2 separate regions of the Mus musculus genome follow, and region 2 is linked to region 1. The links are chromatin loops, found by intact Hi-C in ENCODE. Cell type or tissue: left cerebral cortex. All regions are shown on one strand. Links, peaks and the distances in the headings refer to the core of each region. The heading gives the core; the rest is flanking DNA. Region 1 holds the start of Thoc3 (THO complex 3). Region 2 overlaps Simc1 (SUMO-interacting motifs containing 1).

Region 1 (7,744 bases), core at 1,457-5,456:
CGAGATGATGTGCACATTAGAATATAGAATTAAGAAATGCTTCCTCCTGGGGCTGGAGAAACGACTCAGTTAGGAACACTGGCTGCTCTTCCAGAGGACTCGGGTTTGATTCCCAGCAACCATGGCAGCTCACAACCATCTATAATTCTAGTTCCAGGGGACAGGACACCCTCACACGGACATACACGCAGGCAAAACACCAAAGAACACAAATTAAATAAAATAAATAAATCATTTAAAAAGAAGAAGGGGGCTGGAGAGATGGCTCTGTGGTTAAAAGCACTGGATGCACCTCCAGAGGACCAGAGTTCGATTCCCAGCAACCACATGGCAGCTCACAGCTGTATCTAACTCCAGGTTCAGGAGACCTGACACTCCAGTCAGCAAGCACACAAATGGTGCATAGACATACATGGCAGGCAAAACACCCATACACATAAAATTTAAAAAAAAAAAAGAAATAGGAAGGGCATTAAGATACACTAAAACCCTCTAATCTTGGAGAGGAGAGGATAAAGTGACTTTGCTAGAGGGAAAGTGATATTTAAGCTGAAACTTTTAGAGAGAGAATTAGCCACAATTCAAGGTGCATCAAAGTATCCTGGGCTGGCTGACTAATAATTGAATGTTTACAAGCCTCAGTTCCCTCAGGATCAACAGAAAAATGTATAATCAGTATCAGTAAGAATTCATAAAATCCAGAATGCCTAAAAGAAGGTAGGATTTTTTTCTTTAATACTCTCTCTATCTTTCAAGTCTTTTGGGACAGGCTCACAGTTAACTCCTCCCTGCAAGGCAGGGTGGCCATTGCAGAGGTCTGACAACCCCGGCCAGTGCCTCACCTGAGGATGTTGATGCAACCATTGCCGTTGGTCAGGAAGAACATGTTGTTGTCGTTGTTCCATGAGATCTCATTGACCTCAAACTTGAACTGCTCCTCCGCTTTGGAGCGGTGTGTCTTGGCGTCAATGAAAGTCACAACGTCGTCCTTGTTGCCCACAGCGATGGTCTGCCCGTCGGGACTCCAACAGATGTTAATGTTCTCCCCTGGGAACCCAGATATAATCCGTCAGCAAGCTCACCTTTGCCCATCGGCCTCCAGAGTTTATTCTGCTCTCCTGGAAAGAAGATCAGAGCTACCTTCAGCACTTATTCCTCACCAAATCAATGGAAGGAAGCTTCCGATGACCAAGAGGCGACCGTGAGTCTAGACATTTGTCAAAGCACCTCCCCACTCCAACCCCTGGCACCAGTCTCATCAAAGTCACGCGTGTCCACACTGAACACAGGTTAAAATTTTCAACTTCATTAAACCTTTTTTCAAAACACCTTTTTTTTTTTTTTTTTGTACTTTACTGTCTATAGTGCAGTTAAAAATCTATCAGAAGGTGTATCAAGAATTCTATTGTGGGAGCTTGGTGGTGATGATACATGCCTTTAAACCCAGCACATGGGAGGCAAAGGCAGGTGGATCTCTCAGTTCATGAGTCTAGCCTAGTCTACACCGTGAGTTCTAGGATAGCCAGGGCTACACAAAGAAACCCTGTCTCCCCCTCAAAAATATATGTGTACATATATATGTATATATATGTATGTGTGTGTGTATACACACACACACACATTTTCTCCCCTGTGGGGCTAGAAATGGCTCAGTGGTTAAGAACACTTGGGTTTTTTTCCCTGGAGACCCAAGTTCAATTCCCTGTACCCACAATTCACAATCACCTATAACTACATTTATAGAGGACAAGACGCCTTCTTCCAGCACCTATACACATGTGGTACGTGTACGTACACACGTACACACACACACACACACACACACAGATGAAAATTAAAAAAAAAATCTAAAATCAACAAAACTGCCTGCCTTACTTTGGGTTTTACTGCTGTGAAGAGACACCATGACCGAGGCAACTCTTATAAAGAACAACATTTAATTGGAGCTGGCTTACAGGTTCAGAGGTTCAGTCAAGTATCATCAAGGTGGGACCATGGTAGCATTCAACCAGACATGGAGCAGGAGGAGCTAAGAGTTCTACGTCTTAATCCAAAGGCATACAGAAGAATGGCTTCCAGGTAAGCCAGGATAAGGGTCTTAAAGCCCACACCCACAGTGACACGCTTCCTCCAACAAGGCCACACCTAATAGTGCCATGCCCTGGGCCAAGCCTACTCAAACTACCACACTGCTTCTTTGAACACAGCCTTTAAACAAAACGCACAACTTTCCAGATCGCCCATGGTTTCTCAGCCATTGTAACCTGCCTGAATCTCCCAAACTCTCCACGCCTCTGCACATACTACTCTTGTATAGTTTCCACTGCTCTCCTATACATCTACAGCCTGCCAGAAAAGTGCTCTGTTCTGTTCCTGTCTTCTCCAGACAGACACATACAACCCATCCTGATAACCTGCACTTGCTACAAAGATGCTTGCTGCAGATCACACTAGCTTTTCCTCCAGAACCCCCTCTCTCTGAACTCACCTTTCGTATTCACAGTGGCGATGCATTTTGTAGTCCTCACATCCCAGATGCGAATGGTTTTATCTCCAGATGCGGTGACAAAGAGGTCAGGGTTGCTTGGGTGCCAACAAAGCTGGTCCACACTATCTCCGTGGCCCCGGTAGTTGTTTTCTTTGACCTTAAAAGAACAGAATCCAGATGCCACTTTTATCCAAACAGTGGTGCCTTGAAACCAGCAAAGATCTGGATAATTCAAAACAGAAATCTAATTCTTTTTCCAAAACTACAACACCCCCTCCCCCCCCCCCCCATGAACCTCTCTGAGCTTTGACATTGGCCCTTCCTGGCCTCCCTTCTTTCTTTTTCCACCACCACCTCAACCAACCTGTCCTGCGCTATCATTTTCAAATAAAGCCTTCCTCTCCACCCTAGGGGCTCTACCACCCCATTAGTCCCTAGCCACTCGTCACCAGGGCTCTTCTAGACCCTCACCACTTTCTGCCACCTGACTTCAACCTCCCCCGGCCCGCAGCCACGTCGCCACACCTCTTTACTGCCACTAAGTTCGCTCTCTGCTCTCCGCCAGGCAGCCTCACCCCCTTCGTCATTCCAACTCTTCCAGCCCCAAACCCCTTCCTCATCACCGCCAACGACAGGCCATACCCCTACCTCTCCTGCTTTTTCTCCCTCCGCACACAGCCCTCTTCTCCGCCAAGCCCGTGCCCTACAAGCTCACCAGCCGGTCCTTCTCCAGCAAGAACACGCTGGCAGTCTTGTCGAAGGACCCCGAGGCCAAGCGACGGCCATCGCAGCTCCAGGCGACCGAGTGCACCTTAGCACTGTGCGCCGGGAATTCGCGCGTCTTGCTGTGGCCTCGGAAGAGCTCCTGCATCCCGAGCACGTAACGAGACGGGCCACTGCTCACTGAGCACCAGGGCGCCATCGAGCCGGGGCCGCTCTGGCCGAGGGCCGAGGGGCCCAGGACCGCAGCGGGCGCCGCCATGCCTCCCTCCTCACGGACCGCGCGCCGGAAGCTGGATACTCTGAGTCTGGCGCCGTCGCCCTGCACATGCGCCGAAAAAGCGCCGCGTCGCTCCGCGCTGGCGCCTCTCACTCGCGGAACTACAAATCCCGCCATGCAGCGCGCGTCCACCTTTCCCTTTTGAAATAGGACTGATTCTTCCTTAAATTCGCTTTTTTTTGTTTGGTTTGTTTTGTTTTGTTTTGTTTTCGAGACAGGGTTTCTTTGTTTGTTTCCTGGCTGTCCTGGAACTCACTCTAGACCAGGCTGGCCTCTAACTCAGAAAACTGCCTGTCTCTGCCTCCCAAGTGCTGGGATTAAAGGCGTGTGCCACCACTGCCCGACTTGCTTCCCTCCCCCTCCCCACCCCCCACCAAGAGTTCAACTTTTTTTTTAAATGGTCTTCTTACCAGTTTCTTGGTAGCCTTGCTTATTCAAAAAAGAGAGTCAAGATAAATCCTCCAGTTTACCTGCATGTAAAATATCTTTTTTCTAGAGTTGTTTTTCACTGTAAGGTCCTCATCGTGCCCTTAAAGCAAAAGGCCATTGCAAGTTGTCGCTCCTGGAGAAAGGTTAGATGTTTGTGGAATGAAGGAATTGATAAGAAATGTGGGTTTGAGCCGGGCGTGGTGGCGCACGCCTTTAATCCCACCACTCGGGAGGCAGAGGCAGGCGGATTTCTGAGTTCGAGGCCAGCCTGGTCTACAACGTGAGCTCCAGGACAGCCAGGGCTATACAGAGAAACCCTGTCTCGAAAAACCAAAAAAAAAAAAAAAAAAAAAAAAAAAAGAAAAAAAAAAGAAAAAAGAAATGTGGGTTTGTCGGTTGGACTTGGGAAAAGTTGTTCGGTTAATTTGAGATTTGGTTTGTTCGGGGGTTTTGTTTTTGTTTTTAGTTTTTGAAGACAGGGCTTCTCAGTGTATCCCTGACTGCCCTGGAACTCACTCTACAGACCAGGCTGGCCTCGAACACACAGACATCCGCCTGCCTCTGCCTCCCAAGACGTTTTTCTGTCTTTTGATCTTGGTTGTTAAAGGATATTGTATATACATGATAGTAAACTAAAAGAAAATAGCGGAAAGTACAATGACCATTTTGTGTGCCATGCTCACATCTCTGATCCTCCCACTTATGTCTCTGTTAAACCAAAAGATACCCGGGTGGAAAAAAACAATGGTGCACAGCCAGGATTCGCCAAGCACTGGAGAAGAACTGTGCAGGGATAGGGGACACCAGAGGAATATATCCAACAAATATTCGTGTGAAAATGTCCTTATGAAGCCAGCTGTGGTGTCGCAGGCTTATAACCCCATCACTGGGGAGACAGGGACAGGCAGATCCCTAGGACTCACTGGCTAGCTGTCTAACTTCCTTGGCAAGTCCCGGGCTAATGAGTGACCCTTTCTCAAAACAGAACAAGGGATGGTGCCTCAGAACCACCTCCGTGTTGTCCTCTGGCCCCCACATACACACGTGTACTCACACATGCATATCCATGAAATCATTTTAAATGGGTCTATCCCTGAATACCGTGTTCTGTACTCTGTCTGGGACTGGAATTCCTGTGTATTTTCCCTACATATTCTCTTCTGTTACTTTCAGTAATAGCTATCTCCCTACCTGAATATAATTTCTTGAAATCTGTCATTCCATTGTTTTTATGACCCAGCAGTCTTGGCCCCCTCCACTGGTATTTTGCACATAGTAGGCACCCAATATTTACTAAATAAAATGTGAGAAAATGAAAGAAAGAAATCCTTATATAACAGTACCCTACACAATGAATATTCACAAGAAAAAATATAATTTTTGATGGGGAAGGGGGGTTTACGACAAGATTTCTCTGTGTATTCCTGGCTGTCCAGGAACTTCCTCTGTAGACCAGGTTGGCCTTGAACTCTGAGGTCCATGTGCCTCTGCTTCCCAAGTGCTAGGATTAAAAGAGTGCTCCACCATGCCTAGCTAATAGTATCTTTAATTTTTTTTTTTTAAGGAAAATAGAATCGATAGAGAGATGGCTCTCTGTTTAAGAGCACTTGCTGTCCTAGCAGAGGATTGCTGTTCCCTCCCCAGGCACCCACAAAGTGGCCCACAACTCTTGGTAACTCTGGTTCCAGGAGATCTAGCGCCTTCTTCTGGCGTCCCAGGCCCCATGCAAAAATCCTCCTTCACATAAAAATTTAAGGAAAAAAAAAAAAAGGAAAAGGAAAAAAAAATGTGTGACCTTGCAAAGACGCTGCAGGGTTTATGGGATGATGCAGCCTTCCTTACATAATTTGCTGTCTTTCATAAATATATATAGACTTCTAGTTGGGGATTGATTTTTGTTCTTTTCTTTTTTTTCCTTGAGAAGGGGTCTTGCACAATAGCTCAGTTGGAGAAGTATAATAGTTTAATTCAGTTGCTTCCTTAATGAATTATTGCAATGAATATCCCTATACAATCTTCATTATGCACTGTGCACTTTCTTTGGGTAGTGTTATAAAACAATTAAAGAGGAGTTTCTAAGAATCTGCAACCATCCATATAAGGAAATATAGATCCTAAATAATAAATGAAGCCACGTAAGCACATAGCTCCTGCTTCTACACTCTCCTTCCTACCTCGTCATAATCAGAAAGTTTTAGAAACTGCAAAGATGTTAGACAGGACTAAAGTGTCAATAAAATCACTAAAGTCTTTGGGCAGAAAACTATGTGTTATCTCATTTTCCCTCCTTCCCTTCTTTTTCAAATATTTCATGTGACTATATATCTTACAGACACTGAGGACTTGTGCTTCTTATATTAGGTAAGGAAACTGACGAAAGGGACAAAATGGCCTTCCCCAAGTCACAGGCCTAATATTTGATAGAGAAAAGTATTTTGTTTGTTTTTGTTCTTGTTTTTGTTTTTCCAGACAGGGTTGCTCTCATAGCGCTGCTTGTCCTGAAACTCACTCTGTAGACCAGGCTGGCCTCCAACTCTGAGATCTTCCTGCCTCTGCCTCCTTAGTACTGGGATTAAAGGCGTGCACCACCACCACTCAGCTGAGCGAAGTATTCTCTGTGTGTGTGTGTGTGTGTGTGTGTGTGTGTGTGTGTGTGTGTGTGTATGAGCACACTGTAGCTGTCTTCAGAACATACCAGAAGAGGGCATCAGATACCATTACAGATGGTTGTGAGCCACCGTGTGGTGGCTGGGAATTGAACTCAGGACCTCTAGAAGAGCAGCCAGTGCTCTTAATTGCTGAGCTATCTCTCCAGCCCATTTTTTTTAAATGATGTATTTATTTTATGTATACAAGTGTTCAATCTGCACGTACACCTGAATGCCAGAAGAGGGCAACAGATGTCATTATAGATGGTTGTGAGCCACCATGTGGTTGCTGGTTACTGAACGCTGCACCTCTGGAAGAACAGCCAGAGCTCTTAACTGCTCTCCAGCCCGAGCAAAGTATTCTTAAGAGGAATGTTTACAAGATGGCATAACTACAGTCCAGTAGCCCATCACATTCCCCACTGGCTCTATAAGAATATGCTGAATTGGGCTGGTGAGATGGCTCAGTGGTTAAGAGCACCAACTGCTCTTCCAAAGGTCCTGAGTTCAAATCCCAGCAACCACATGGTGGCTCACAACCATCTGTAACAAGATCTGACGCCCTCTTCTGGAGTGTCTGAAGACAGCTACAGTGTACTCACATATAATAAAATAAATAAATCTAAAAAAAAAAAAGAATATGCTGAATTATCAACTCATAGTTAGGAGAATTTAATGTTAGAGCCCTTTGTAACTATAGTTTTTGGTTTGGATTTTTTTCTGATTGGTGATGGGGGTGGGGATACCAAGGGGTAGACACTGACATCCACAAATGAGCATCAGGATACATAAAACAAAAAGACAGGAAAAATAAGCGCGCACACACACACCCCAGGTAAAATTTGGTAACCTGCAAGTGAGCCATCCAATCAGATCTCAGCCCCACCTTGAGGAACCTTTTTCGCAAGTTTTAGTAACTCTGATTTTTTTTTCATTAATTGAGTTGCTACTGTCAGAGAGATTAAAACAGCACATTTCCCTAAACTGATATCCTTGATGATGCAGTAAAGGTAGGTAATTGATAGCAGCCCTGTTATATAGGATAGCCTGTCAGGTCTCCTTGCTTTTTATTTAATAAGGCAATAGCCACGGAGGGATAGTGTGAACCTTTAGCGTGTTACAGGCTGTCCAGGTAAGCTGATCACCAGTGCACACAGCCACTGCAGAGAATGTGATGGC
Region 2 (7,744 bases), core at 2,164-6,163, 51 kb after region 1:
AACTTGTCTACCGGGATGGGACTTGTTTTGCCTAACATTCATGTCTTAACTTGCCAACCAACATATCAGTTCCCAGGAAGGACTTGGGAACTTAAAACTTTACTTGTCCACTATTCAAAATGGAAGTCTTATTCCAGATAGTTTCTTATATTGGTGCAGGTGTCTCTCTTATGTTGGGGTCCATCCCAGGGGCAGCTCATACCATAAAAGCTTATACACAGGTGAAGGAAGTGCTGTTGGGTGATTGGTTCCAGTCCAAGCTTATTGTGGGTAACTATACAAAGCAGTTCTACTGACTTCTATCCTGATTGGTTTCCAAGGGTACAGAACATAACAGAAAATGTAATCAAACTTGGCATTAGAGAATACCCTAGTAACAGCAGAAACAAATGAGAAAGTTTCCTTATGATGGCAGGCTAGCCAGATTATAGTTAGTTATCTAGGCCTTAACATTCCACCTAAGCCTTCATATTCCATACAGGTCTTAATTTTTTACCTAGGTACTAAGAGACTTGAATAGTCCAAGAAAATAATTATCCGCTGAGGAAAATGAAAATTGGCTTTGGTAGAAAAGAAATTATAGGATGCACATATGTACTGTTTTGATCCAAAGCTGGATTGTATTTTGGTTATTTTGCCCTCTACCCCTTCTCTTACAGGAAGTCTTATACAGAGAGAAGATAATGAATGAGTATTTTTAGCACACAAACAGTAAAAAATTAAAGACTTATGTAGAATAGGTTTCTGAGTTGATTCTGAAAGGAAAAATGAGACGTTGTCATTTATGAGATATAGACCCAACAGAAATTAGTAATTTTACTAATGCTAAAATTACTTCATTATGGGCAGAAAATGAGCATTGGTAAAAAGCATGCAGTAATTTTTTGGAAGAGATTAATAGCAAATATCCCCCAAACAGGATATTTCATCTTATAAAAAGAAAAAATTGGATTCTCCCTTGTATGGTAAAAGGAATACAAATTTCTGGAGCCCCTACCATCTATAAAGATGCAAATAAATCAGGAAAGGTAGGTTATAAGTCAGGAAAATAAGCAAATTGGCTCAGGATGCTTATGATTCAGTTAAAAGTCAGAGCCATGCCATTCTTACAGTATTGTTAGGTTTTCCTGACTCTTAATATAGCTACTGACTCTCATTATGCAGAAAGAGTTTGTTTTATATGTTGAAACTGCTAAACATATTCTGGATGATTCAGAATTAACTTTGTTACTTATTCAACTACAACAAGTAATCAGAAATAGAAACCATCCATTCTATAGAACACATACCAGATCCCATTCGGGTCTGCCAAGCCCTCTAGCACAGGTAACGAAGAAATTGATTCACTATTTATAGGAAATGTGCTAAAAGGCTCCAACTTTCATAAGAAATGCCATGTTAACAGCAAAGGTTTAAATAAAGATTTTTCTATCACTTTGGCAACAAGCCAAGGAAATTATACTTTTTTTTTTTTTTTTTTTTTTTTTTTTTTTGTATAACCAAACTCCATTACCTGCAGAAAGTAATTCAAAAGATACCCAAAGAAATGAAATTTAGCAAGTGGATGTGTTTCATTTTGCAGCGTTTGGAAAGTTAAAGTATATGCACCGTACCATAGGTGCAGATGCAGGATTGCAATGGACCACTGCTTCAAGCTCTGAAAAGGAGGATTCTGTAATTGCACATTTATGAGAAGTTATGGCTATTATGTGAATACCTTACAAATTAAGACCCGGAATGTGCCAGCATATGTCTCTAGTAAAATTAAATAGTTGTTTTGTTTTGTTTTTGTATATTACAAGCATACCACACAATCCTACAAGACAAGCAGTTATAGAAAGATCTAATTACACTTTAAAAGATATACTTAGTAAACAGAAAGAGGTAATAAAGACCTTCAGTGATAGATTACATAGTGCTTTATTAACTCTAAAATGTGTAAATGCTAATGAGAGAGGAACAACAGCTGTGGAGAGACAGTGTATAGTAGATACCACTGCTGAATCAAGTCTGTACACATCAAAAATGGACATCTTCAGAATGGAAGCTGGGTTATGTCTTATGTTGGGGAAGAGGTTTTGTCTCTGTTTCCCCAGAAGAAGATAAGCTGTGGATACCACCAAGATTTATTAAAGATTAGATTTGAACAGGAAAAATCTCCTTAATAAGGAGAGGTGATAGTTCATCAGATAGTTTGGTCGTTCAGTCCAAACTAACTAATAAAGACAAAAAATGCCTTTTATCTGACCAGGTTACAAGATCTTGTCTTACTGACATGAAATGAAAAATGATTTTTTTTTAATCCACATGTCTTAATTCCACGTTAGTAGGTTAGATTGTAGATTGCTGCATGGTCCACACCATTTTGGACATTAGCTCTTAATTTTTCTTTTTAAATAAAAAGGGTATTTTTGTTGTTTGGTATTAAAACTACACTTAAGAGATTTAAAATGAAGCTGGGTGGTGATGGCGCACGCTTTGAATCCCAGCACTTGGGTGGTAGAGGCAGGTGGATTTCTGAATTCGAGGCCAGCCTGGTCTACAGAGTGAGTTCCAGGACAGCCAGGGCTACACAGACAAACCCTGTCTCGAAAAACCAACAAAAAAAAGAGAAAGAGAGAGAGAGAGATTTAAAATGTTTTAAGTAAATTCAAATTCAAAGGGTTACTATAATTGTTATCTAAATCTCTAAGAGTTTGAGTGATTTGGAGATAAGATATAATATTTGAGCAGTGGTAGCCCGTGCCTTTATTTAATTCCACCAACCAGGGACAAAACCAGATACAGCTCCTAATTGGTATGTTTGCTGTGTTTGCACACTAGAGAAATCACATACCATATTTACAGATTCTTATAGAAACCTTCTACAGGGTTACTAGAAAAGCAGCTGGTTTCCAATGGGGACAGGAACAAAGAACAGCTTTTGTGACTGCAAGTAAGCTCATCTCTGTGCATTGCAGTCTAACCAGTATTGAACCAGATGGTACCCTAATTATGGATATGGTATTTATTGGTGAATTGTCAATATTGGGGACTCTTCATACAGCAAAAAGGAGTTCACTAACATTTGCCTGTCAGCTTCTATTGCAGATGTTTTCTATATAGAGAGAATAACTATTCTCTCTTTGAGAAACAAACCTGGACATTTAATGAGGCAAACCTTATACTCATTCTTTGTCAATCACCCTGTCATAAGGGTACCCCTCCAATGATGGATTGGGTCTATTCAAAGGCAGAATCCTTCACAGACTTAGTCATGGAAGAAAGGCTATTACAGTAGAACTGGTACCTACCTGAATTCCTTTGTGACCAGGATGTAGTAGCAAAGGGGTCTGCCTTTTTGCATGGAGAAAATAGCTCAGTTGCCTGTACTCCCCATCCCTAAACCTCTTACCCCTCCCCCCACAGAGGCATGTATTGAACTGTGAGGACCACCAGAATGGTCATAACATTTAGCTAATGCATGGTTTACTGATGGTTCATCAACCACTGTTAGAACCAAAATTAATGGAAAGTGACAGCTTATAGACTAGGGGATGAAATGGCCAATACTGAGGAAGGACCACAAAATCAGCGCAACACTATTGCCTATAAGACAAACAACTAGGAAAGGAAAAGAAAAATCTCTATCTTCTCCAATTCATGGTGCATGTGTAATGGTCTAGCTATATGGCCATCCAAATGAAAGACCAGTAACTGTCAGGTAAATGGCAAAGATACCTGGTCATAGGCATGAATGGAAATGGAGAAACATAGAAAAACTTAGCAAAGACATCAAATATTATATAACTCATGCAGGTAATACAAACATAAACATCAGAAAATAATGAAATAGTGAACAAATTGGCATCATGTTTGTCTAGTTCTAGAATGTTAAAATTTGCCAGGGAACAAATTCAGAATAAATTAGCATGGATGATAGATTACACATTTGAAAACCTTGAAAGTTTACCTCTAGCACTAAAAAATAAGGGGAAATGGGGCACCAAATTAAACCAGGACAACTCTATGAGAATAACTATTGTGAGCAATCCATAGCCAGACAGTGGCTGGGTTTAATCCTTTAATCCCAACACTTGAGAGGCAGAAGCAAGCACACAAAAATTACAGTGATTAAAACTCAAAAAGAATTTCCTACTGTTGCCAAAAATACATTTTGCCCTAGGAAAGATATAACCTGCACAAAAAAAAAAAAAAAAAAAAAAAAAAAAGAAAAAGAAAAAATCCCACCCCCAGAGTTAACATTGGGGCAGGGTTTTCTTTTATCTTTCAAGGAGAATAAAAACATCCAAATAGGGAATCTAGAGACCACTGGACAAGTGAAACATCTGAGGAAAGAACTGATCATCAAGAAACAGTAAGATAGATGGCCAAGTGGCACCGCCCACCTCCAGCTCATCTCTGCTGCCCTCTGCAGACAGAGTGGCAAATGCTCTTTCTGTGGTCCCAATTCAATTAAAAATTAAAGCTGAGCTAGGCATGGTGGCGCACACCTTTAATCCCAGCACTCGGGAGGCAGAGACAGGCAGATTTCTGAGTTCGAGGCCAGCCTGGTCTACAGAGTGAGTTCCAGGTCAGCCAGGGCAACACAGAGAACCCTTGTCTCAACAAACAAACAAACAAATAAAAAAATTAAAGCTGGCTTTGGGGTTTGAGCATAGCTCTCCTTCTCTAAACCCACACATGCTTGTTAAAGGGAAATCCCAAATCTCTGTCTCATATCAGAGGAGCCTCCTCATATAGGACAGAGGAAAACAAGAAATAAGGGACTGTTCTAGTACCACTACTCTCATAATCTTTTGATCTTCATTTGACACTCTAAAACTTTCCTTAAGCTATAAATATTATCTCAAAAATATGTAAGATTATTATGTGTATATAGACTTACTGTCATACTAGGAGTTATACAGAATATTAACTAATTCTAGAAATAAGCTTCACCTGCTTCCCGTGCTGTTTTCAGGTTTGAGTCTGAAGCAGGTAACTAGGAACAAAGTTTGTGTACTTCAGATATACTTAATACATCATGGTCCTCAAATCTTTCAGAGATCTGCTGAATATGGCATTTAAAATGTTTAAGTCTTCTACCAAGCAATAACAATAACCTTGTGATCTCTGAGAAGATGATGGGGCCCTGTAACAGCCAATCTTCCTGCATTGTGGTAACATCAACCACTGGACAAAACTGCCCTATGCCACTTCTGCTGCCAGCATCAGTGCAAACAGTGGACACCTTTGGGTTGACTGCTATATTCTACCTAACCAGGATTGCCACTAAGGTGACAAACACCACCCAAAGATCAGGTTTGGACTACAACCTGCTCAGGACATTGAAATTGCTGAGTTCATAGGAGACTGACAGGAACATTTTACAGAACTTTGAACTCAAATTACTCCATCCTAGGCCTGCCAAATACAATACAATGCTGGACATTGTGGAAAGCTTGGCAGAAATGTCTTCATTATTGTAAATAGTTTTATTTTGTTAGAGTTAAACTCTTTCCTTTTTATTTAGACAAAAAGGGGGAAATGTTGCAGGATTTTTAAAAAAGAGGTCAAAGGTTTGGTTTGCAGGCCTATGATAAGGCAAAGATTTTTTTTTTTTTAATTTATGTATGTGAGTACACTGTCGCTGTCTTCAGACACACCAGAAGAGGGCATCAGATCCCATTACATATGGTTGTGAGCCACCACGTGGTTCCTGGGAATTGTTGTAAGCCACCATGTGGTTGCTGGGATTTGAACTCAGGACCTCTGGAAGAGCAGTCAGTGCTCTTAACTGCTGAGCCATCTCTCTGGCCCCTGTTGTAGGGTATTTGATCACATACACTGTAAACCCACCCCACCCCCAACCCCAAGATTGTATTATTAACTAGAGGGGGGAAAAAAAAACATTTTTCTAGTTGTGGTGTGGCTCAACTCTAGCACACACCTTTAATTCAAGAGCTTTCTGTTTATTGTAAACGAGATTAAATAGGTTGAGAGGTGGAGCAAATAACCAGTAGATAAGGAGTGAACATGGAGGAAAAACAGCAAGAGTAAGTCAGGAGGATATATAGAGATGCACTGGAAGTAGAAGGGAGGGACATTCAGTTTGAGGGTTTTTGACGGGGCATGGAGAAAAACTTTCTTTTGGGATGTCCTCTTTCTTTTAGACCTATAGAGGAAGGTCATCTGGGTGCTTTCTCTGCCTCTCTGAGCTAGGAGGCCTTCACCTCAGCATCTGGCTCCTGAGTCGTCATTGGAAAAATCAAATGATTGAGGTTTTCTTAAAAACAGCCTGGTATGCATAGAGAGTCCCAGGCTAGCCAGAGCTTCAAAGTGAGATCCTGTTTCAGCAAAACAAAGGCGATAGAGCTGGTTACATATTGGAAAAAGGAACATATCCCTAGGCCCTTAACAGGCAAGGCGGACAGTGGATTTGAATGTCTGCCACTACTACTTAGCTGTGTAGTCCTTGGGTAAATCACCTGGTCCCTCAAAACTGATTTTGCATGTATATAATGGAGATGGCAATGCTATCCTGCAGTATCATTGTGAAATTTAAGAAATCATAGAAAAGTGACATGTGTAATCAGGGAGACAAGATAATGGGTTATAATAAGTATGGGTGTTTTGCCTGTACTGTATCTGTGTACCAGATGTGTGTCTTATGCCTATGGAGAGTAGAAAAGACACCCTGTGGATGCTGGGAGTAGCCAATACTCTTAACTACTGAGCCATCACTCCAGCCCATTGGATGTAAATTTAACCTGATGGTTATGGCTTCATCCAGATCCAGACTGCACAAAATCCTACTCTTATAGTTGGTTGTGCTCTGTGATAGAAGTTAGCTATGTTCTACAGGAGATTCCAAGACCCAGAAGCCCCATCAGCTTCTTATGCTTTCCAGTATAGCTGTATTTTTACATGAATGCTGCCTTTCAGATCAATAGTTTGATTCTAAACATCCTGCGTTTAGCCAAACCTTCCCTCCGAGACCCAAAATGCCCTCCTAATCTCCAGAAAAATTTACACATAAATATGGATAAGACTAATGGAAAATTTTTCTACAGCCCTTAAAAACTCAACTATCCAGCTAAGTTTCCTATTTTCTTTCCTTTTTAGAAGTGTACTTTTGATTATTTTCTTAGTAAATCTGTTTCTATTCATATGTGTGTCCTTGAGAACTTTCTCTAATGAAGCCATGAATCTTTGGAACTCCCAAGTCCAGTGACAAACACTCAAGCATGTTCTTAGCATCTGGGTCCTCATATTAACTTAAAGCCTTGCTTAGCCTCTGTTGCAAATTATCCCGGGAATTGGCTTCTCCAAGCAAAAGTTGCTTTCTGTTGGTCAAGGGTGGAATTTCTCTACTACAAACCTGTCTTTCTTGAATCTAAGGGGAAAAAATTCCATTGCATTCCCACATTTAGCATTTGGATGATTTATGAATCTATAGACGTTGACAGCTTTGACACTAGCAAAATGTTAACTAAAGAAAATAAACTAAGCCGGGCAGTGGTGGTGCACGCCTTTAATCCCAGCACTTGGGAGGCAGAGGCATGCGGATTTCTGAATTCGAGGCCAGCCTGGTCTATAAAGTCAGTTCCAGGACAGCCAGGGCTATACAGAGAAACCCTGTCTCGAAAAACAAAAACAAAAAAAAGAAAAAAAGAAAGAAAGAAAGGAAGGAAGGAAGGAAGGAAGGAAGGAAGGAAGAAAGGAAGGAAAAAAAAAGAAAATAAACTAATACTTGAGATGA

What was found. Peaks named below come from ENCODE experiments on the same cell type or tissue, not always from the same donor. Only the 100,000 strongest peaks of a DNase experiment are listed, where the experiment ranks them.
Region 2: it touches region 1 in a loop (2.2-fold over the local background); 3 of 42 quality-filtered maps call a loop at or near these places.

The regions. Positions count from the first base shown.
Region 1 is chr13:54,465,338-54,473,081 of GRCm38, forward strand. Thoc3 (THO complex 3) reads right to left here and starts at 3,503. Exons shown (of 6, transcript NM_028597.3): 1 at 3,204-3,503; 2 at 2,489-2,645; 3 at 843-1,047. The coding sequence starts at 3,470. In left cerebral cortex, for the core only: no CTCF peak of the experiment used is centred there; a DNase peak (open chromatin) is centred at 3,565; H3K4me3 peaks cover 1,779 bases; H3K27ac peaks cover 309 bases.
Region 2 is chr13:54,516,012-54,523,755 of GRCm38, forward strand. The region is part of intron 1 of Simc1 (SUMO-interacting motifs containing 1); the gene reads left to right. Among named protein-coding and RNA genes, the nearest start is that of Simc1, 16 kb to the left of the region's middle. In left cerebral cortex, for the core only: a CTCF peak has its summit at 4,413 (motif pointing left); a DNase peak (open chromatin) is centred at 4,415.